2 separate regions of the Homo sapiens genome follow, and region 1 is linked to region 2. A link is an interaction called in ENCODE POLR2A ChIA-PET data of the cell type or tissue named here. Cell type or tissue: Panc1. All regions are shown on one strand. Each heading gives the region's core, and the rest is flanking DNA. Links, peaks and the distances in the headings are about the cores only.

Evidence for each region. Peaks named below come from ENCODE experiments on the same cell type or tissue, not always from the same donor. Only the 100,000 strongest peaks of a DNase experiment are listed, where the experiment ranks them.
Region 1: POLR2A ChIA-PET joins it to region 2 with 11 read pairs; 2 of 35 experiments call an interaction of 5 or more read pairs at or near these places.

The regions. Positions count from the first base shown.
Region 1 is chr17:40,247,529-40,257,548 of GRCh38, forward strand. It overlaps WIPF2 (WAS/WASL interacting protein family member 2), which reads left to right. Exons shown (of 8, transcript NM_133264.5): 2 at 8,863-8,994. The coding sequence starts at 8,932. Among named protein-coding and RNA genes, the nearest start is that of WIPF2, 33 kb to the left of the region's middle. In Panc1, for the core only: no CTCF peak of the experiment used is centred there; a DNase peak (open chromatin) is centred at 4,253.
Region 2 is chr17:39,956,343-39,966,335 of GRCh38, forward strand. It overlaps GSDMA (gasdermin A), which reads left to right and starts at 6,662. Exons shown (of 12, transcript NM_178171.5): 1 at 6,662-6,743; 2 at 9,341-9,559; 3 at 9,918-9,993. The coding sequence starts at 9,346. In Panc1, for the core only: no CTCF peak of the experiment used is centred there; no DNase peak of the experiment used is centred there.

The DNA of each region.
Region 1 (10,020 bases), core at 2,894-5,393, 290 kb after region 2:
TTACTTTTTTTGAGACAGAGTCTTACTCCTTCACCCAGGCTGGAGTGCAGTGGTGCAATCTCAGCTCACTGCAGCCTCCACCTCCTGGGTTCAAGTGATTCTCGTGCCTCAGCCTCCCGAGTAGCTGGAGTTACAGGCGTTTGCCACCATGCCTGGCTAATTTTTGTATTTTTAGTAGAGATGGGGTTTCACCAACTTGACCAGGCTGGTCTCAAACTCCTGACCTCAAGCAGTCCACCCCCCTTGGCCTCTCAAATGCTGGGATTATAGGCTGAGCCAGTGCACCCAGCCTCAGGATAATGTTTAAATTGATACTAATGGGCCACCATAGGGTTAAGTTAGTAATTGTTAAATACTTATCAGAATGGGTGAAATTGCTGTCGAATTTAGAATCCAGTTTTAACAAAACCTACCCATTCAATTTTTACTTATTTTCATTTGTTGCAATTGTCTTTGGTTTCTTGCTGTTAATTCTATTTTTGTCTGAAACCTGGTTGAAAAATATACAAAGTGGACTTGGTCATTTTGAACTTTTTGTTTGATGTGAATGTTCTTGGGGTTGGTTGTTGTATTGAAAGGTTGTGAAAAGCTGATACATCAGTTTTTTTTTTTAATAAAAATTTAAAAGTTATTTCTTTTTTTTTTTTTTTTTTTTTTTTTTTGAGACTCTCTGTTGCCCAGGCTGGAGTGCTGTTGCACAATCTTGGCTCACTGCAACTTCTGCCTCCCAGGTTCAAGTGATTCTCGCACTTCAGCCTCCCAAATAGCTGGGATTATAAGCACCCGCCACCGTGCCTGGCTAATTTTTTTTATAATTTTAGTAGAGATGGGGGTTCCACCATGTTGGCCAGGCTGGTCTCAAACTCCTGACTTCAAGAGATCCGTCCGCCTCGGCCTCCCAAAGTGCTGGGATTATAGGCGTCAGCCACTGTGCCTGGCCTAAAAAATATTTCTTATTAAATAGAGACAAGGTCTCACTTTGTTACCCAGGCTGGTCTCTAAGCACATTCGATCCTTCTGCCTCAGTCTCTCAAAGTGCTGGGATTGCAGGCTTGAGCCATAATGCCCTGCCTGACTCTCTTTCTACCAAACATTTATGTTTCATCTCTGATGCTGTTAGAGAGATTTCATTTGATTTGAACTATGGGATCAGAAGAATTCCATTAGGGAGGAGTGTCTGGAATCTTTTTCTTTTGAAGACACAACTGTCTTCTCCTTAGATTATCTGGGAGATAGAGTAGTCAAAGCTGTTGTGGTTTTTTCAGAGAGGATCCTGAAATTTGTTTTACCTATCTCTGTTTCTTTGTATTGAGAAATGGTTTATTAGGATATTAAGTAATTAAACATATATTGAAGAAATAAAGATGATTTTCTTTTTGATATCTCAGATTCCTATTCATATGACTGATTCTTGTAAGGAAGGACTGGGACCTTAAGATTTTGCTGAGTGAGGGAGGTGGCCTGTTTTTTTAAGGTCAGTTTTTTTCCCTTTTGGGATTTTGTTCAGTGCTTTGATACAAAAACTGTAATTTACTTTGTAGTCAAAACTGAGATCAAAGGAAAGTACTGTTACCTGAGGCATGAAAATAGAAGATAGCATTAAGATTTAGAATTTTTCTTGATTTTCGTGTCTTTTTAAAATAACTTGCAATTGAAACCTGAGTTTTAGAGCAGCAGAATGCCATTTGAATAAAGGCCCCAGATTGTAGTGGTAACTAGGATACCTCTTAGATAATTTTAAGTGTACGAGAAAAGCAAGAACTAAACTGGATTCTTCATTTATCACGTGTAAAGGGTAGTAGTTGGTGTCTTTGTACTAAGGAAGTCTCCTGTTTTTAAAATGTAGGAATATTTGGAGTGAAACATTAGGAAATTGAATAGAAAAATAGGCTTTGTCTTTTTAAAGATGGATAGAAGGAAGCAGTTTTTTTTTTTTTTGAGATGGCTCTTCGCTCTTGTTGCCCAGGCTAGAGTGCAATGGCGCAATCTTGGCTCACTGCAACCTCTGTCTGCCTCCTGGGTTCAAGCGGTTCTCCTGCCTCAGCCTCCCGAGTAGCTGGGATTACAGGCATGCACCACCATGCCCGGCTAATTTTGTATGTTTGGTAGAGACAGGGTTACTCCATGTTGGTCAGGCTGGTCTTGAACTCCTGACCTCAGGTGATCTGCCTGCCTCGGCCTCCCAAAGTGCTGGGATTACAGGTGTGAGCCACCGCACCCTGCCAGGAAGCAGTTTTTAAAAGTGCATTACTTGAGTTTTATCAAGACTTATTTCTGAATTCTGTGATGAATTTGACATCAGGAAGATTTTTTTTTTTTTTTGAGATGGAGTCTCGCACTGTCACCTGGGCTGGAGTGCGGTGACGTGACCTTGGCTAACTGCAACCTCCGCCTCCCGGGTTCAAGCAATTCTCCTGCCTCAGCCTCTGGAGTAGCTGGGACTACAGGCACCTGCCACCATGCCTGGCTAATTTTTTGTATTTTTACTAGAGACAGGGTTTCACCATGTTGCCCAGGCTGGTCTCGATCTCCTGACCTTGTGATCTGCCCGCCTCAGCCCCCCAGAGTGCTGGGATTACAGGCCTGAGCCACCCTGCTGGACCGGACATCAGGAAGATTTTAAATAATACTCTCTGGTGTTTATTTTTAAGATATTGACTCCTGAGGATGTGCAAAGCGAATTTTATCATGTTTTTTTTTTTTTTTTTTTTTTTTTTTTGAGACAAAGTCTCGCTCTGTCAACCCAAGCTGGCGTGCAGTGGCGCATTCTCGGCTCACTGCAAGCTCTGCCTCCCGGGTTCACGCCATTCTTCTGCCTCAGCCTTCTGAGTAGCTGGGACTACAGGTGCCCGCTGCCATGCCCGGCTAATTTTTTGTATTTTTGTATTTTTTTTTTTTTTTTAGTAGAGACAGGGTTTCACCGTGTTGGACAAGATGGTCTCTATCTCCTGACCTTGTGATCCGCCCACCTCGGCCTCCCAAAGTGCTGGGATTCCAGGCGTGAGCCACCACACCCGGCCTTTATCTTGGTTTTTAAGATGGAAGGGCTTAAGAAAGGAATGAGAATTACTGTGTTTCCGAACTTGAGGCAGCCTCAAGATGTTTCTGAAAGTCAAGGTCTCTGAAGAGCACAGATGGTGAGGTTTGTAGTTCTAATTTAATAGATCAGAAAGGAAATACTTAAAATTCTGTAGAGAACCTTCTTGTTCTTTTCTAAATTTAATCTCAGGTTTAACCTCAAGACCATTAGATTCTTAGCTGCACGTGGTGGTGCTCACTTGTAGTCCTATCTTCTCGGGAGGCTGAGGCAGAAGGATCACTGGAGCCCAGGAGTTTGAGGTTACAGTGAGCTATGATGGTGCCAGTACACGTTAGCTATTAGATTCTTTTTTTTTTTTTTTTTTTTTTTGAGTCTCGCTTTGTCACCTAGGCTGGAGTGCAGTGGCGCAATCTCGGCTCACTGCCAGCTCCGCCTCCTGGGTTCATGCTATTCTCCTGCCTCAGCCTCCCGAGTAGCTGGGACTACAGGCGCCCGCCACCACGCCCAGCTAATTTTTTATGTTTCTTAGTAGAGACGGGGTTTCACTGTGTTAGCCAGGATGGTCTCAATCTCCTGACCTTGTGATCCGCCCTCCTCGGCCTCCCAAAGTGCTGGGATTACAGGCGTGAGCCACTGCGTCCAGCCTATTAGATTCTTAGTATTGCAATAGACAGTGCTTCCAGAAGGCTCAAATTTGTCCTTTGATTAATCACAGTTGGTTAGTGAAATTTGTCTTTCTGTTGTCAAATGTTATGAATTGTTTTGGTTCATTTTTTTTTTTTTTTAACTCAAAGTAGTTCTCAAAGCAGACCCTCTGCATTGGATTAGCGATTATAAGTCTCAGTCCTAATTTGATGTAAACAAAAAGCTTCTTTTGGGAGTTTTTCAGGGAAAGGAAAGTTGTTTTAATTTGAATTCACCTAAATGGGGCTGTTCTTGGAAACATATAGAGAACTGTTTGTATTCTATAACTAAGAAATTTGGAATGAGTTAAATTTCATTTGGGGAAAAATAGAAAATTGCTAAACCACACTAATTTCCAGGGGAGTTTTTTGTTTGTTTTCTCCATAGTGATTAGTGAAAAGGAAGAAGTCAGGAGACCTGGATATGAGGCCTAACTCTGCACTTTATTCCTGAGTGATCTTGGGCAGTTGCCCTTTGATGAGTCAGTTTTTCTCATGTACATGTAGGCACTCCCACTCCTGGGACTTCAGTGTCCTCACCATAAAATGGGAAGGATAATACATCATTATGTAATAAATGTCATTGATAGGAGTGTGTCATGCATACAATCCCTGTGGAGCCAGAAGAAAGCTTGAGAGCCACTGTTGGTAGTCAACACTAAAGTCAGTCACTTGATATAGATGGTGTTTCTTTGATTTAACTTTTTTTATGTACTTAATTTTTTAAGGGGTCTTGCTGTGTTGCCTAGGCTGGATCCAAAAACAAAGGCTCAAGTGATCCTCCCTTCTTGGCCCCCTGAATAGCTGCAATTATAGGCAAGCGCCACTGATGAATCTGTTTTTCAATTAGAGTTTGAATTGAGTCTATTTTAGGAAGGCATCTTTAACTGTGTAATATATTGCTTAAAAAAAATTGCTATGCTAGAGAATTCCTGCTTTGCTTAAATAAGTGGAGCACACTGACAGGCATAAGGCTGTTCCTTTTAGGTCATTATTCACCTTGTAGCACGGAGATTGGATCACCTATGGACATGGAAAGAGTAAAGGACTTGTCTGAGTCTTTTTTGGGTCATTCTAGGAGATCCTTTCAATTATGGCAATGGCCAATGGCTGATAGAACTAGAAACCCAGGCCGGGCATGGTGGCTCACCCCTGTAATCCCAGCACTTTGGGTGGCCGAGGCGTGAGGATCATTTGAGGTCAGGAGTTTGAGACCAGCCTGGCTAACTTGGTGAAACCCCGTCTCTACTAAAAATACAGAAATTAGCTGGGTGTGGTGGCATGCGCCTGTAGTCCCAGCTGTTTGGGAGGTTGAGGCAGGAGAATCGCTTGAACCTGGGAGGAAGAGGTTGCAGCGAGCCGAGATGATGTTACTGTACTCCAGCCTAGGCAACAGAGACTCTGTCTCAAAAAAAAAAAAAACTAGAAACCTCCTCAAAAAGGCAGGACCTCTGGTGACTGGAATTAGTTGAAAATGTTTGTTTCTGAATCAACTGTTATTTTCCCTGGTTTGTTTGGTTTTTTTTTTTGAGATGGAGTTTCGCTCTTGTTGCCCAGGCTGGAGTACAATGGCGCGATCTCGGCTCACCACAACCTCCGCCTTCCAGGTTCAAGCGATTCTCCTGCCTCAGCCTCCCTAGTAGCTGGGATTGTAATCCCATGTGCCACCATGCCTGGCTAATTTTGTATTTTTAGTAGAGATGGGGTTTCTTCCATGTTGGTCAGGCTGGTCTCGAACTCCTGGCCTCAGGTGATCTGCCCGCCTCAGCCTCCCAGAGTGCTAAGATTACAGGCATTAGCCACCGCGCCTGGACTTTTTTTTTTTTTTTGAGATGGAGTCTCACTCTGTCACCCAGGCTGGAGTGCAGTGGTGTGATCTCGGCTTACTGCAAGCTCCGTCTCCCAGGTTCACGCCATTCTCCTGCCTCAGGCTCCCAAGTAGCTGGGACTACAGGTGTCTGCCACCACACCCAGCTAATTTTTTGTATTTTTAGTAGAGACAGGGTTTCACTGTGTTAGCCAGGATGGTCTCCATCTCCTGACCTCATGATCTGCCCGCCTTGGCCTCCCAAAGTGCTGGGATTACAGGCGTGAGCCACCGCGCCCGGCCTATTTTCCCCTTTGTTTCCTACTAGCTTTCTTTGCTAATGCTGTGGGCACTTTGGAATGGAATGGTCACAGTAAACCCAGGGGATGCAAAGAAAAGAAAGGTTTTGTTTGTTGGTTTTTCTACTTCTTGTGTTTTCTTTATTTTAAATTCCTTTCCCCCACCTGGTGATAGATGTTCTGCTTATGATTTACTGTTTCGATCAATTTTTAAAGCCTCGTATGTTAAACGCCTGGCAAAGAAAGACTGCCCTTGGTTTTGAAAGCAGAAATAAAAAGGTATTTCCCTTGGAGGGAATTTATCGGCTTATTTCTTGAAGTGAGTACAGACACCATTCCCCACAGGAACCACTTAGCCTGAGGACTGTCCATTTTTTTGTGGTTAGAGGAAATAGCTCTGTTGGGCAGCCAGCCTATAGTGGCATCACACTGGCAGGAGTTGGGATTTTGAAGACTTTTACTGTCTCATTTCTGATCAAATTCTACTCTCCTGCAGTGGTTTTTGGTTTTATAGAACTGTTGGAAAAATTTCCCTTTCCTTTCATCATTCCCAGAGCATTGAGAGAAGTATTAAATTACTGCATTATTGACAGAGAGGTTTTGGTCACCCATGTAAGGAGTTCAGAACCAGGCCTTCCCAGTGGGCTGCCATGCTGGTTTGATTTTTTTTTTTTTTTGAGACAGAGTCTCACTCTGTCATCCAGGTTGGAGTGCAGTGGTGCGTTCTGGGCTTACTGCAACCTCCGCCTCCCGGGTTCAAGCAACTCGGCTGCCTGAGCCTTCCAAGTAACTGGGATTACAGGTGTGCACAACCATGCCGGGCTAATTTTTGTATTTTTGGTAGAGATGGGATTTCACCATGTTGTCCAGACTGGTCTTGAACTCCTGGGCTCAAGCCGTCTTCCTTTCTCCATCTCCCAAAGTGTTGGGATTACAGGCATGAGCCACCATGCCTGGCCTCCTAATCTTATTAATAACCTTGCTTAGAAGCAGTTCTTCCATGGATTGATTGGTGAGGTTGGTTACCATCTTGAACCTTTCTTGTCATCTGTAAGTTGTACTCATGGTGGCCATGTTATTTTGGCTTCCATTTTTTGGGGGGAGGGGGTCAAAAAATGGGATTTCCTTAAAATGGCTTTGTGGGGGTAGTTATTGTTCTTGAGTTCTGGTTTTAGTCTGATCTGTAAAATGAGGATTACTTGCAGACTATAATAGAGGGGCAACTATATAGTTTTTGAGTTTTAAGTGTTTGGTGATCTGATAAATGGCTGTCAGATTCCAGGGATGTGACTATACCAGATGTTGGTAAACTGTGGCCCATAAGTCAGATCTGGTCTACAGCCTGTTTTTGTATGGCCCATAAACTAAGAATGATTTTTCCTTTTTTTTTTTGAGACAGAGTTTCGCTCTGTTGCCCAGGCTAGAGGGCAGTAGCACTTTCTTGGCTCACTGCACCTCCACCTCCCGGATTCAAGCAGTTCTCCTGTCTGAGCCTCCCGAGTAGCTGGGACTACAGGCACATGTCATCACGCCCAGCTAATTTTTGCATTTTCAGTAGACATGGGGTTTCACATATTGGTCAGGCTGGTCTCGAACTCCTGACCTCAGGTGATTCACCTGCCTTCCTCGGCCTCCCAAAGTGCTAGGATTACAGGCTTGAGCCACTGTGCCCGGCCTGATTTTTACATTTTTAAGAGGTTATAAAAATCAAGAAAATGAGAAGATAAGCCTCAGACTGGGAAAAAATACTTGCAGAAGACATATCTATTAAAGGACTGTTATCCAGAATATACAAAGAGCTCTTAAAACTCAACAATAAAAAAGCAAAAACAACCCAATTAAAAATATGGGCCAGCCAGGCATGGTGGCTCACACCTGTAATCCCAGCTGTGAGGCTGAAGTGAGATGATTGCTTGAGGCCAGGAGTTGGAGACAAGCCTGCACAATACAGGGAGCACCCATCTTTAAATTTTTTTTTTTTTGAGACAGAGTTTCTCTCTTGTTGCCCAGGCTGGAGTGCAGTGGTGCGACATCTGCTCACCCCAACAACCTCTGCCTCCCAGGTTCAAGCGATTCTCCTGCCTCAGCCTCCCGAGTAGCTGGGATTACAGGCATGTGCCACCATGCCCAGTTAATTTTGTGTTTTTAGTAGAGACAGGGTTTCTCCATGTTGGTCAGGCTGGCCTTGAACTCCCAATCTCAGGTGATCCACTCACTTTGGCCTCCCAAAGTGCTGGGATTACAGGTGTGAGCCACCGTGCCCGGCCTAAATTTTTTTTTTTTTTTTTTGAGACGGAATCTCGCTCTGTCATCCAGGCTGGAGTGCAGTGGCACCATCTCGGCTCACTGCAAGCTCCGCCTCCTGGTTTCACGCCATTCTCCTGCCTCAGCCTCCCGAGTAGCTGGGACTGCAGGCGCCCACCACCACACCGCTACTTTTTTGTATTTTTAGTAGAGACGGGGTTTCACCATGTTAGCCAGGATGGTCTCGATCTCCTGACTTCGTGATCCACCCGCCTCGGCCTCCCAAAGTGCTGGGATTACAGGCATGAGCCACCGCGCCTGGCCCAAAAATTGTTTTTAAATTAGCTGGGCGTAATGACATGCATGCTTGTAGTCCCAGCTACTTGAGAGGCTGAGGTGGGAGGATTGCTGGGGCTCAGGAGTTCTAGGCTGCAGTGAGCCATGATTGCACCACTGTGCTCCAGCCTGGGCAATGGAGAGAGTCCCAGGGTCTTTAAAAAAAAAAAAAAAAAAAAAAAGGACACAAGGCCTAAATAGACACCTTACCAGAGAAGATAAACAGATGACAAGTAAGCATATGAAAAGATGTTCAGCATCATAAGTCATTAGGAAATTGCAAATTAAAACAATTGATTTAAACAGATTTACCAAGCCCTGGACTGTATCACAGTGGAACTAAAAGATAAGGTGTTCAGTCTCTTTTGATTACCATGCCCAGTTCTCTCATTCTCCTGGGCACTTGTATCTAATGGTAAAGCTGTTCTTAATGAGTTTCTTTTTCATTTGCAGGTATATGAATGACCTAAAGGTACAAATAAAGACGGAGAGAGAACAGTGCCAACTGGGAGCAGGGCAAGAATGCCAATTCCTCCTCCCCCGCCACCCCCACCTGGTCCTCCTCCACCTCCCACATTTCATCAGGTAGGTAGTCCTTCCATTAGGCTATCTCAAAACCTTTGAGTAAATAGGTTGATGGTCCTCACATACTTTTTTTTTCTTTTAACTCCTTTTGGTTAAAATTTCTAGATTTTCCTACTAGTAGCATTCCTATTCTTTAATTCTGTTTTTAACATTCCAGATTGTTATTCCTAGTATTAAAGGATACTTAGGGCTTCCTTGTACAAGACATAGTGTATAATCAATGACATGTGGTATAGGAAGGTGGAGAATAAACAAGTCCATCTTTTTCAGCTGGTTCTGATTCCTGAGAGGTCCTCTTAGGATCATAATGGCATGTCTGGTTTCCTTGTCCTGGTTCACTCTAAATGGAGATTTGGACAGGTGGCGTTGGAGTTGGAGCTAGTGTTTTCCCCTAAAACTATTTGCTGTATAAAAGTTAGTATGTTGTTTCTTTGGCATTTTTGAGAAAAGTGGTGAGGATTCCTTTTTTTTTTTGAAACGGAATCTCACTCTGTCGCCCAGGCTGGAGTGCAGTGGCACGGTCTCGGCTCACTGCAACCTCTGCCTCCTGGGTTCAAGCGATTCTTCTGCCTCAGCCTCCCAAGTAGCTGGGATTACAGGCACGCGCCACCACGCCTGGCTAAGTTTTATATTTTTAGTAGAGATGGGGTTTCACCATGTTGGCCAGGCTGGTCTTGAACTCCTGACCTTGTGATCCTCCTGCCTTGGCCTCCCAAAGTGCCGGGATTACAGGTGTGAGCCACCGCGCCCGGCTTGAGGATTCTTAGTGGTTGTTTCTTGCTACCACTTCATCATCTCTTCTATTCAAAATCAGTTCATTTTAAAGCCAAGTCCATCAAGTTGAACACCTTATCAAGAAGGAAAGGAGTTTTTGGAATGTATTGGTTCGAAGACTGAAAGATTCAATAATAGGAAAAAAAGCAATGTGATTTTTGAACCAAGCAGGAAGCTACTTTAGCCATACCTAGATTGTGATACCTGGTGTCACATGAGAAGGAAGGAACCTGAGGCCAGGCGCGATGGCTC
Region 2 (9,993 bases), core at 7,494-9,993:
ATGGCGTGATCTCGGCTCACTGCAACTCCGCCTCCTGGGTTCAAGCGATTCTCCTACCTCAGCCTCCCAAATAGCTGGGATTACAGGCGTCTGCCACCACGCCCAGCTAATTTTTGTATTTTTAGTAGAGATGGGAGTTCACTATGCTGGCCAGGCTGGTCTCAAACTCCTGACCTCAAATAATCCGCCCGCCTCGGCCTCCCAAAGTGCTGGAATTACAGGCGTGAGCTACCACGTCTGGCCTGTCAGTCTCCTTCTTTGGCCTTTCGATTCCCTTGGCCTTTGGGGGTAGGTTTGCAGATATCTGCTCACTGCAGAACAGCGACAGGGGCTGAAATTTAAATTTTTACTGAAAATTAAAATTTAAAATTTTACTGCAGGCCAGGCATGGTGGCTCACACCTGTAATCCCAGCACTTAGGGAGGCCAAGGCAGACAGATCACCTGAGGTCAGGAGTTCGAGACCCATCTGGCCAACCTGGTGAAACCCCATCTCTACTAAAAATACAAAAATTAGCTGGGCATGGTGGTATGTTCCTGTACATACAGCTACTTGTGGGGCTGAGTCAGGAGACTTGCTTGAACCTGGGAGGCAGAGGCTGCAGTGAGCCGAGATCGTGCCACTGCACTCCAGCCTGGGCGATAGAGGAAGACTCTGTCTCAAAAATAGACAGACAGACAGACAGACAGACAGACAGATAATAAAATACAATTTTACTGCAGACCACTTCTGAAGTTGGTGGCTCCCTAAATGCAAAGCATCCTGTGATGCTTTTTCTCCACTGTGCAGATGGAAACCATCCTGGACTAGAATTTCTTTCAGGGAGAGATGGAGCCCTTCTGTCTTTACTTTGAGCTGCTCAGGGGGTTCTGAGGTGAGGAGCTGAAAGTGGTCAGGCCCTGATGGGACTCTGTGGCCTTGACATATAAGGAGACCAAGGAGACAGATCCTCCTTACACCTGGGAGCCAAATGCCTTGACACTGCTCTGTGTCCTGTAAGCCAGCCTCTCCATCTTTCGGGTGCTGGCCAACAACACTTGGCTCTCCAGATATTTTATTCATCAGGGATCCCCAGCCCTGCCCGCCCATGGCTAGGGAAGGCAGGATGGGGCTTGAGGACAAGCCTAGGGGAGCTGGTGAAAATACAGAATAGTGGCCGGGCGCGGTGGCTCATGCCTATAATCCCAGCACTTTGGAAGGCCGAGGTGGGTGGATCACCTGAGGTCAGGAGTTCGAGACCAGCCTGGCCAACATGGTGAAACCCCATCTATACTGAAAATGCAACAATTATTCGGGTGTGGTGTCGCGCATCTGCAATCCCAGCTACTCGGGAGGCTGAGGCAGGAGAATCGCTTGAACCCGGGGGGCGGAGTTTGCAGTGAGCCAAGATTGGCACTCCAGCCTGAACAACAAGAGCGAAACTCAATCTCAAAAAAAAAAGAAAGAAAAAGAAAAAAAAATACAGAAAAGCTCCAACACATGCTCCCGTGCATCAGCAGGGGCTCAGGAAGAGGTGGGTTGCTGGGAGGATCACCTGACAGAAGAGAGTTCTCTGGGTTTGGGCTGGAGGCTGGCAGTGGCCTCCTTGCCCAGACAGGGCTGATGGGTAGGGGGATTGGCAGTGGAGGGGTGGGGGCAGTGAGGGCTGACACCTTGAAGCTGGATGCTGAGTTTGACACACTTAGAGCTGAACACTGATGTCTGTTCAGCCAGAGTCTGGGGAGGTCTTGGACTCCAAAGCTGATTTGGGAATTTGGGAAGAAACATTAAAGCTTTTTAGAGAATAAGGAAAGAGTATGGGAGCTTTACTCTGTTCAGAAAGGAGAATTTATGGAAGTATAGCTCACAATCTATGATCTGCACCCCCAAACATCCAACCTCCCATATGAGAGATAAAACACAGCATCCCTAGGAAGCATTATTCCTGCGCCTCCACCAGGCAGTCATGCCCCAGCCCAGCCTGTCTTCATCCCTAACCATTACCATTCCACCTCCTTTTGTTCAGGGCAGGTCTGGGAATATGTTCATGTGAGGGATCACTTCTTGCAAATGCTCCAGTTATCCTGCACCCTTCAAGTAGGCTCCAAATCCTACAACATTCTCCTTGCCCTCCCAACTCGCAGGGTGCCAGCTTCTTCCCATTCTGGCCAGAGTTTGTGACTTCCATGAACGCCCATAATCTACTTTTCTCTGTTTTCTCTGACCCCATGCTGAGGGGGAAATCAACAATAATAAAAAGGAGGCCAGGCACAGTGGATCACACCTGTAATCCCAGCAATTTGGGAGGCCAAGGTGGGTGTATCACTTGAGGCCAGGAGTTCGAGACCAGCCTGGCCAATGTGGTGAAACTTTGCCTCTACTAAAAACACAAAAAATAGCCCGGTGTGGTGGTGCGCACCTGTAGTCCCAGGTACTCGGGAGGCTGAGGCAGGAGAATCACTTGAACCTGGGAGGCGGAGGTTGCAGTGAACCGAGATTGTGCCACTGCACTCCAGCCAGCAATAGTGTGAGGCTCGGTCTCAAAAAACAACAACAAAAACAATAACAAAAGGGAAAATGAGTAAGGAAATAATGCCCTGTCCCAATGACTGTGTCTGTCTGCAGTGCACTCTATGGGTCAGAGAGACAGCAATGGTCCCACGGGGCAGGTGCCTGGGGCTTCCTCTCCTAAATCAATTCTCTCTCCTGATCCCTGTCTCCTAACAACCCTACATAGTCACAAGCTTGGTCTCTAAATCAGAGGTGATCATTGTCCATCACTACCTTAATTGACCACCAGAGGGAGGTAGAGAGCAAAGTTTACCGCCTGCCTGAGCAGCACTCACCGCATGACCAGGTCCTGCTTCCTTATTGTCTCTTTTAATTGACCTGAAGCGTCCTTACAAGGCAGTCTAACTTAAATATCCGCCAGTACAATTTAAATTCTGCCCCAGGCCGGGCGCAGTGGCTCACGCCTGTAACCCCAGCACTTTGGGAGACCGAGGCAGGAGGACTGCTTGAGCCTAGGAGTTCAAGATCAGCCTGAGCAACATAGGGAGACTCCCTTCTCTACAAAAAATTAAAAAGTGAGCCAGGCATGGCCGGGCGCAGTGGCTCAAGCCTGTAATCCTAGCACTTTGGGAGGCCGAGGCGGGCAGATCACGAGGTCAGGAGATCGAGACCATCCTGGCTAACATGGTGAAACCCCGTCTTTACTAAAAATACAAAAAATTAGCCAAGCGTGGTGGTGCGTGCCTGTAATCCCAGCTATTTTGGAGGCTGAGGTAGGAGAATCGCTTGAACCCGGGAGGCGGAGGTTGCAGTGAGCCAATATTGTGCCATTGCACTCCAGCCTGGGCGATAAGAGCAAGACTCCATCTCAAAAAAAAAAAAAAAAAAGCCAGGTGTGGTGACACATGCCTATAGTTCCAGGTACTGGGAGCAGGGAGCGGGCACTGAGATGAGAGAATCCCTTTAGCCCAGGAAGTCAAGGCTGCAGTGAGCCATGACTGCACCACTGCACTCCAGCCTGGGCAACAGAGTGAGAACCTGTCTCAAAAAAAAAAAAAAACAGAAAGAAAGAAAGAAAAGAAAAAGACGCAGCTGGGCACGGTAGCTCACGCTTGTAATCCCAGCACCTTCAGAGGCCGAGGTGGGTGGATCACCTGAGGTCAGGAGTTCGAGACCAGCCTGGCGAACAGGGTTGAAACCCCGTCTTTACTAAAAATACAAAAATTAGTTGGGAGCGGTGGCATGTGCTTGTAACCCAGCTACTCGGGAGGCTGAGGTAGGAGAATTGCTTGAACCCAGGAGGCGGAGGTTGCAGTGAGCCGAGATTACACCACTGCCCTCCAGCCTGGGAGACAGAGTGAGGCTCCATCTCAAAAAAAAAAAAAAGAAAAGAAAGAAAAAGAGGCAGGGCACCCTGGATGGGAGGAAGGAGCACCACCAAGACAAGCCTAAATGTGGATATTTTCATTCCAAAAGCACAAGAACTTCAACCTGGCTGACCCCACAAGCCCATATATCTCCTCCCTGCCTTGAACTCACCAAGCCCCCTGCTTGGAATACCAGTAGGCAGTCTGAGGGAATGGGACAATGTGGTGCAGGCAGGGTCGGGACGACACCAGGAGTGTGAGGACAGGCCCGGCAGAGTGCTCTGAGATCAGACTGAAGGCGGGAGAAATGAGAGAAGCAAGACTTCCCGGTCAGAGGAGAGAAAGCTGACTAGATGGGCTTTGCAGGTCCTTGGGGAGAGCAGAGCCACGTGTGGCTTTTAGATGCCACTGTTCTCCAGATCTTTGCAGAATCCACTAAACTAGGAACCTTGGCCTGCAGCCAGTGGGAGAAGGGTAGTCACTGGGAAGAAACTCCCAAAAGTCTGACCGAGGCAATGCTAGGCTGGTGAGAGGGTGGGAGTGGGACTATCTTCCCTGGAGCTGATTAAGGCATAAGGAGACTGCACAGCCTCAGGACTATATGCTGAAATGCAGGCATCACGTCAGTGTAGTGGCTGAGAGATACAAGGAGGAAGAGGTGGAAATCCAGGAAAACAGACAGAGATGAAAGGACTATAACACACACAGCAGGTTTCTATGTAAATATGTGCTTGTGATAGGGACCAGATGACTAACGACAACCTTTTTTTTCTTTTTCTTTTTTTTTTTTTTGAATCGGAGTCTTGCTCTGTCGCCCAGCCTGGCATGCAGTGGCACGATCTCGGCTCACTGCAACCTCCACCTCCCGGGTTCAAGTGATTCTCCTGCCTCAGCCTCCCAAGTAGCTGGGATTACAGGCACCTGCCACCACGCCCAGCTAATTTTTGCAGTTTTGGTAGAGATGGTGTTTCCCTCATGTTGGCCAGGCTGGTCTCGAACTCCTGACCTCAGGTGATCCACCCACTTCTGCCTCCCAAAGTGCTGGAATTACAGCCGTGAACCACCGCACCCAGCCTAACGACAACCTTCCCACACACTCAAGCCCCCACCTCTGCCTCTCCTAAGGAGAAGGGACATTTGATTGCTGGAATGGCTGGAGCTGTGGAAGGAGGATGAAGTATTGGGTGGCTGCAGTGAGCCATGATCAAGCCACTGCGCTCCAGCCTGGGTGACAGAGCGAGGCCCCGTCTCAAAAAGGTGTAGGGTGGATGGGAAAGTATGTAAAGAAAAAGAGAGTGAGCAGGGACCAGAGAGGCAGAGGCAAGGCTTGGCTTTGTTCTGTTTCAAGACATAGAGAAGAGATATTTGGGAGCATCTGTCATATTGAATGAGACTTTGGGGACACAAGTGGAGTAATGACTATTTTAGGGAGTTTTCCTAAGTGTGGAATGGTCTAGTCTCATTCACCATCAGCCCCTCAAGGAAACGTTCAGTAAAGATGGAATTGGCCGGGCGCAGTGGCTCATCCTGTAATCCCAGCACTTTGGGAGGCCGAGGCGGGCGGATCATGAGGTCAGGAGATCAAGACCCTCCTGGCCAACATGGCGAAACCCCGTCTCTAATAAAAATACAAAACTAGCCAGGCATGGTGGTGCATGCCTGTAATCCCAGCTACTCGGGAGGCTGAGGCAGAGAACTGTTTGAACCCGGGAGGTGGAAGTTGCAGTGAGCTGAGATTGCACCGCTGCACTCCAGCCTGGAGGACAGAGCGAGACTCCTTCTCAAAAAAAAAAAAGATGGAATTTACTCTTCACAGCATTCAGGGTTGCGTTTCTTTTTCCATGAGTGGTACTAAGAAGAGCCTCAAGGTGGGAGCAGGAAGGCTCTGCTGTGTCAGGTTATACCTGCACATATGCATGGCCACATGGCCCAACACTGTAAGGGCCTTGCTTGTAAGTCCCTTATTCTGTCCTCTAGCAATGTGACCATGTAGGCAACATTTGAAATTCCTTTAAAATTCCTTCTAGGCAGAGATTTAAGCTAAGAGGAGGACCTGAGTGACCTCTGGTGCAACATCTGAAAGCCCACGACAAGCCTCCTGGGCTTTTCCATGAATATCGCCGTGCCCCTGCCTACGGATATGCTGATGTGTGTATACAATATTCTGTGAGAAGCAGAGACGCTGAACACTAAACAACACAAACCCATTTGGTCTAACTCCATCTCTGCCTACTCAGACATCTGCTTCTAGCGGTATCAGAGTTATGTCTATGTAGCTAAAACAAATGGAGTAAGGCAGCAATACACACAGGCTGACAAGCCCAGGATGGAGGGCGGCACTGCAGATGCTCTGCTCTCTACTGGAATGTGTGGACATACAGGAATCCCTATCCCAGGACACCCGCAGACCCCCACCATGAATCCGAGATGCTCCCCAATGACGGTGATGATGACAGAACAGAGATGCCATCCCTGGTCACACACACACACACACACACACACACACTCCCACTGCCTCCCTCTGCACCCCTCCCAAAGGCACCTGCCTTCCTCTCCTCTCAATCCACAAGCCAACCTCCAGCTGCCACCTCTCTATCAGCCTTGGCTACCCCCACCCACGCTGGCACCTGCCTGGCAGCTCCCTATCCACCCCCTCAGCCCTCAGGAGGCCAGGGCACACGTGGAACAGGTTGATGTTGTTCTCCAGGAAGTGGAGTGGGAGGGGGGTGGGGTCACTAGGGCAGGCGGGGTCCCCGGAAGCCTCTGTCCCTGCATAAAGCAGCCTGTCCTGGCAAGGGATGGTCATCCTCTCAACCTACAGACCCAGTGAGCCCTAGGCCCTCACCCCAGACCCAGCTGCTGGATAGGACCCAGCCCCGCTCCCAGGTAAGAACTTGATGACAGCAGGGAAGGCAGGGGTGCTCTGAGGACACAGGAAGATGGGTGGACCAAGAAGGGAATGGAACTCCCCTAGAGTCCAGTGGGATAAGTATCCCGATAGGCCTTGGGGAGGGAAGGGAGAGGCAGGCCTGTGGACATCTCTCTGGTGAAGAGGAGGCTGCTGTTGCCCAAGCCCTTCCCAGGTGCACCCAGGTAGCACCAGGAGGTTGTCCTGCCCCATCCTGGCCCTCCCAGGAATGAGGGTGAAAAAAAAAAAGCACCTTGAAGCTGGCAGAACAGCCCCACGCATCTGTGCCGTGCTTCCTGCCCCCCCTGCTGCTGTGAAGTGCCTGTGGTGGATGTGGGATGCTTCCAAGCCAGCTGGTGTGGCCTCTTCCACCCACGGGGATAACTGGGGTGTGCCGATCGGCCACCCAGCCAGAGCACCTGGACTCAAACTTCAAAGACAGAGACTTAAGATGTTGACCCTCAGGTCAGGTGCGGTGGCTCACACCTGTAATCCCAGCACTTTGGGAGGGTGAGATGGGCGGATCACCTGAGGTCAGGAGTTCAAGACCAGCCTGGCCAACATGGTGAAACACCGTCTCTACTAAAAACACAAAAATTAGCTGGGCATGGTGGCAGGCGCCTGTAATCCCAGCTACCTGGGAGACTGAGGCAGGAGAATCACTTGAACCCAGGAGATGGAGGTTGCAGTGAGCCGAGATCATGCCATTGCACTCCAGCCTGGGCAACAAGAATGAAACTCCATCTCAAAAAGAAAAAAAAAATGTTGCCTCTCAGGTTCCCATGGGCCCCACATTCTCCAGGGCCCTCTCATCCTAGCGCACATCTCTCAGGGCCACATTCATTGGTTCTTTCCACACACATTTGCCAAGCTCGAACTCTGTGCCAGGTGTGGTACTTGCTGCTGCAGAGGTGACTAAGACCCATTTCCTGCCCTCTGGGAAGTCACAGACGAGTTGCTGATAGGGTCAGGTGAACAGATCATAACAAAGGAAGGTGCATCAGAAGAGCGCTTTGGAAACACAGATACAGTCACCAGCTGCCTGGAGGACTGAGGGAAGAGGTTCCAGGAGGTGACCTGAATTGAGCATTAGCGGAGGACTAGGGAGTCTTCAGATCCGGAAGCGGGTATTGTAAGCAGAGGGGGCAAAGGTGAAGAGCATCAAAATGCCTGGATCCTGGCTGGGCACAGAGGCTCACACCTGTAATCACAGTACTTTGGGAGGTCAAGGAGGGCGGATCATTTGAGGTCAGGAGTTCGAGACCAGCCTGACCAACATGGTGAAACCCTGTCTCCATTAAAAATACAAAAATTAGCCAGGCGTGGTGGCACACACCTGCAGTCCCAGCTACTCGGGAGGCTGAGGCAGGAGAATCGCTTGAATCTGAGAGGTGGAGACTGCAGGGAGCCGAGATGGCACCACTGCACTCCACCCTGGGCAACAGAGTAAGACTCCATCTCAAAAAGAAAAAAAAAAGTCTGGATCCAGGCATCCCCCAGGGGCTGTGAGAGGGGAGTGGGTGTACTCATACCTGTGGCACGCATGAGGGAAGGACAGGGTGCAGGGAAGTGTAACCCACACATGGAAAGGGCAACTGGGGCAGGTGAACAGCTTGGCCACCCAGGCTCTTGTTGCCAGCAGCATCTCCTTCCCTCCCCTGGTGTCCTCCGACTCTGGCTATTGCTAGTCTCTGGTGTGAGAGAAAGCTTTACTTCCATTGCTAAATAAATGCTCTAGACCAGGCGCAGTGGCTCACACCTGTAATCCCAGCACTTCGGGAGGCTGAGGTGGGAGGATCACTTGAGCCAGGAGTTTGAGACCAGCCTGGGAAACATAGTGAGACTCTGTCTCTACAAAAAAAATTTAAAAATTAGCCAAGTGCATGACTGCAGTCCCAGCTACTCAGGAGGCTGAAGTGGGAGGATCAATTAAGCCTTGGCGGTCAAGGCTGCAGTGAGCTGTGATCACGCCACTGCACTCCAACCTGGGCAACAGAGTAAGACCCTGTCTCGGAAGAAAAGAGAAGAAAGCAAAGCAAGGAAAGGCGAGGTGGAGGGAAGGAAGGAAGGGAAGGAAGGAAGGAAGGGAGAGGGGGAAGAAAGAAAGAGGAAAGAAAGAAAGAAGGAAGGAAGGAAGAAAGGGAGGGAGGGAGAGAAAGAAAGAAGGAAGGAAGGAAGGAAAGAAAGAAAGAAAGAGAAATAAATAAAGAAAGAAAGAAAGAAAGAAAAAGAAAAGAAAGAAAAGAAGTGCTCCAGCTGGGCTCCGTGGCAGTGAAGAAAATGAGCGTGGAGTGAGAAAAATGCCCTTGACAAAGAAAAGGGAGGTGTGGCTTTGCTGGCCATCTGTGGGACTTTGGGGCAACTCTTTCAACTCTCCAGCCCTAGGTTCCTCATCATAAAATGCAGACTCCCTTGATTCTTTCCAGCTGTGACATGAGACAATCCAGGCATCTCTAAGAGCTCCTCCTGCCTCAGAGCCGGGTAAACTCTCTCTGCAGGGGCCCAGCCTATATCCCGGGCTCCTTGGCAGCCTTGGCAGCCACCTTGACACTCTCCTGTCTCCCCACCTCCACAGAGACAATGACCATGTTTGAAAATGTCACCCGGGCCCTGGCCAGACAGCTAAACCCTCGAGGGGACCTGACACCACTTGACAGCCTCATCGACTTCAAGCGCTTCCATCCCTTCTGCCTGGTGCTGAGGAAGAGGAAGAGCACGCTCTTCTGGGGGGCCCGGTACGTCCGCACCGACTACACGCTGCTGGATGTGCTTGAGCCCGGCAGCTCACCTTCAGGTCAGCCTCAAGCGGGGCTGGGAACTGAGGGATACTGAGGGACAGGGGCTGGGCACCTGGCCTGCAAGGAGGACCTCAAAGCTCCCTCTGGCCAGAGGTGATTAGATGTCATCTAGCCCAAAGTCATCATCAGGAGCTGAGGAGGCTGGTGGTCGGGGGGATACCTCTCAGCTCAGCCTCTTTTATTTATTTACTTGTTTGTTTTTGTAGAGATGGGTTCTTGCTTTGTTGCCCAGGCTGGTTTCAAACTCCTGGGCTCAAGCAATCCTTCCACCTTGGCCTCCCAAAATGCTGGGATTACAGGCATGAGTTACTGCACCCAGCCAGCCCAGCCCCTTTTGTCTTTTCCCTCCTGCAGACCCAACAGACACTGGGAATTTTGGCTTTAAGAATATGCTGGACACCCGAGTGGAGGGAGATGTGGATGTACCAAA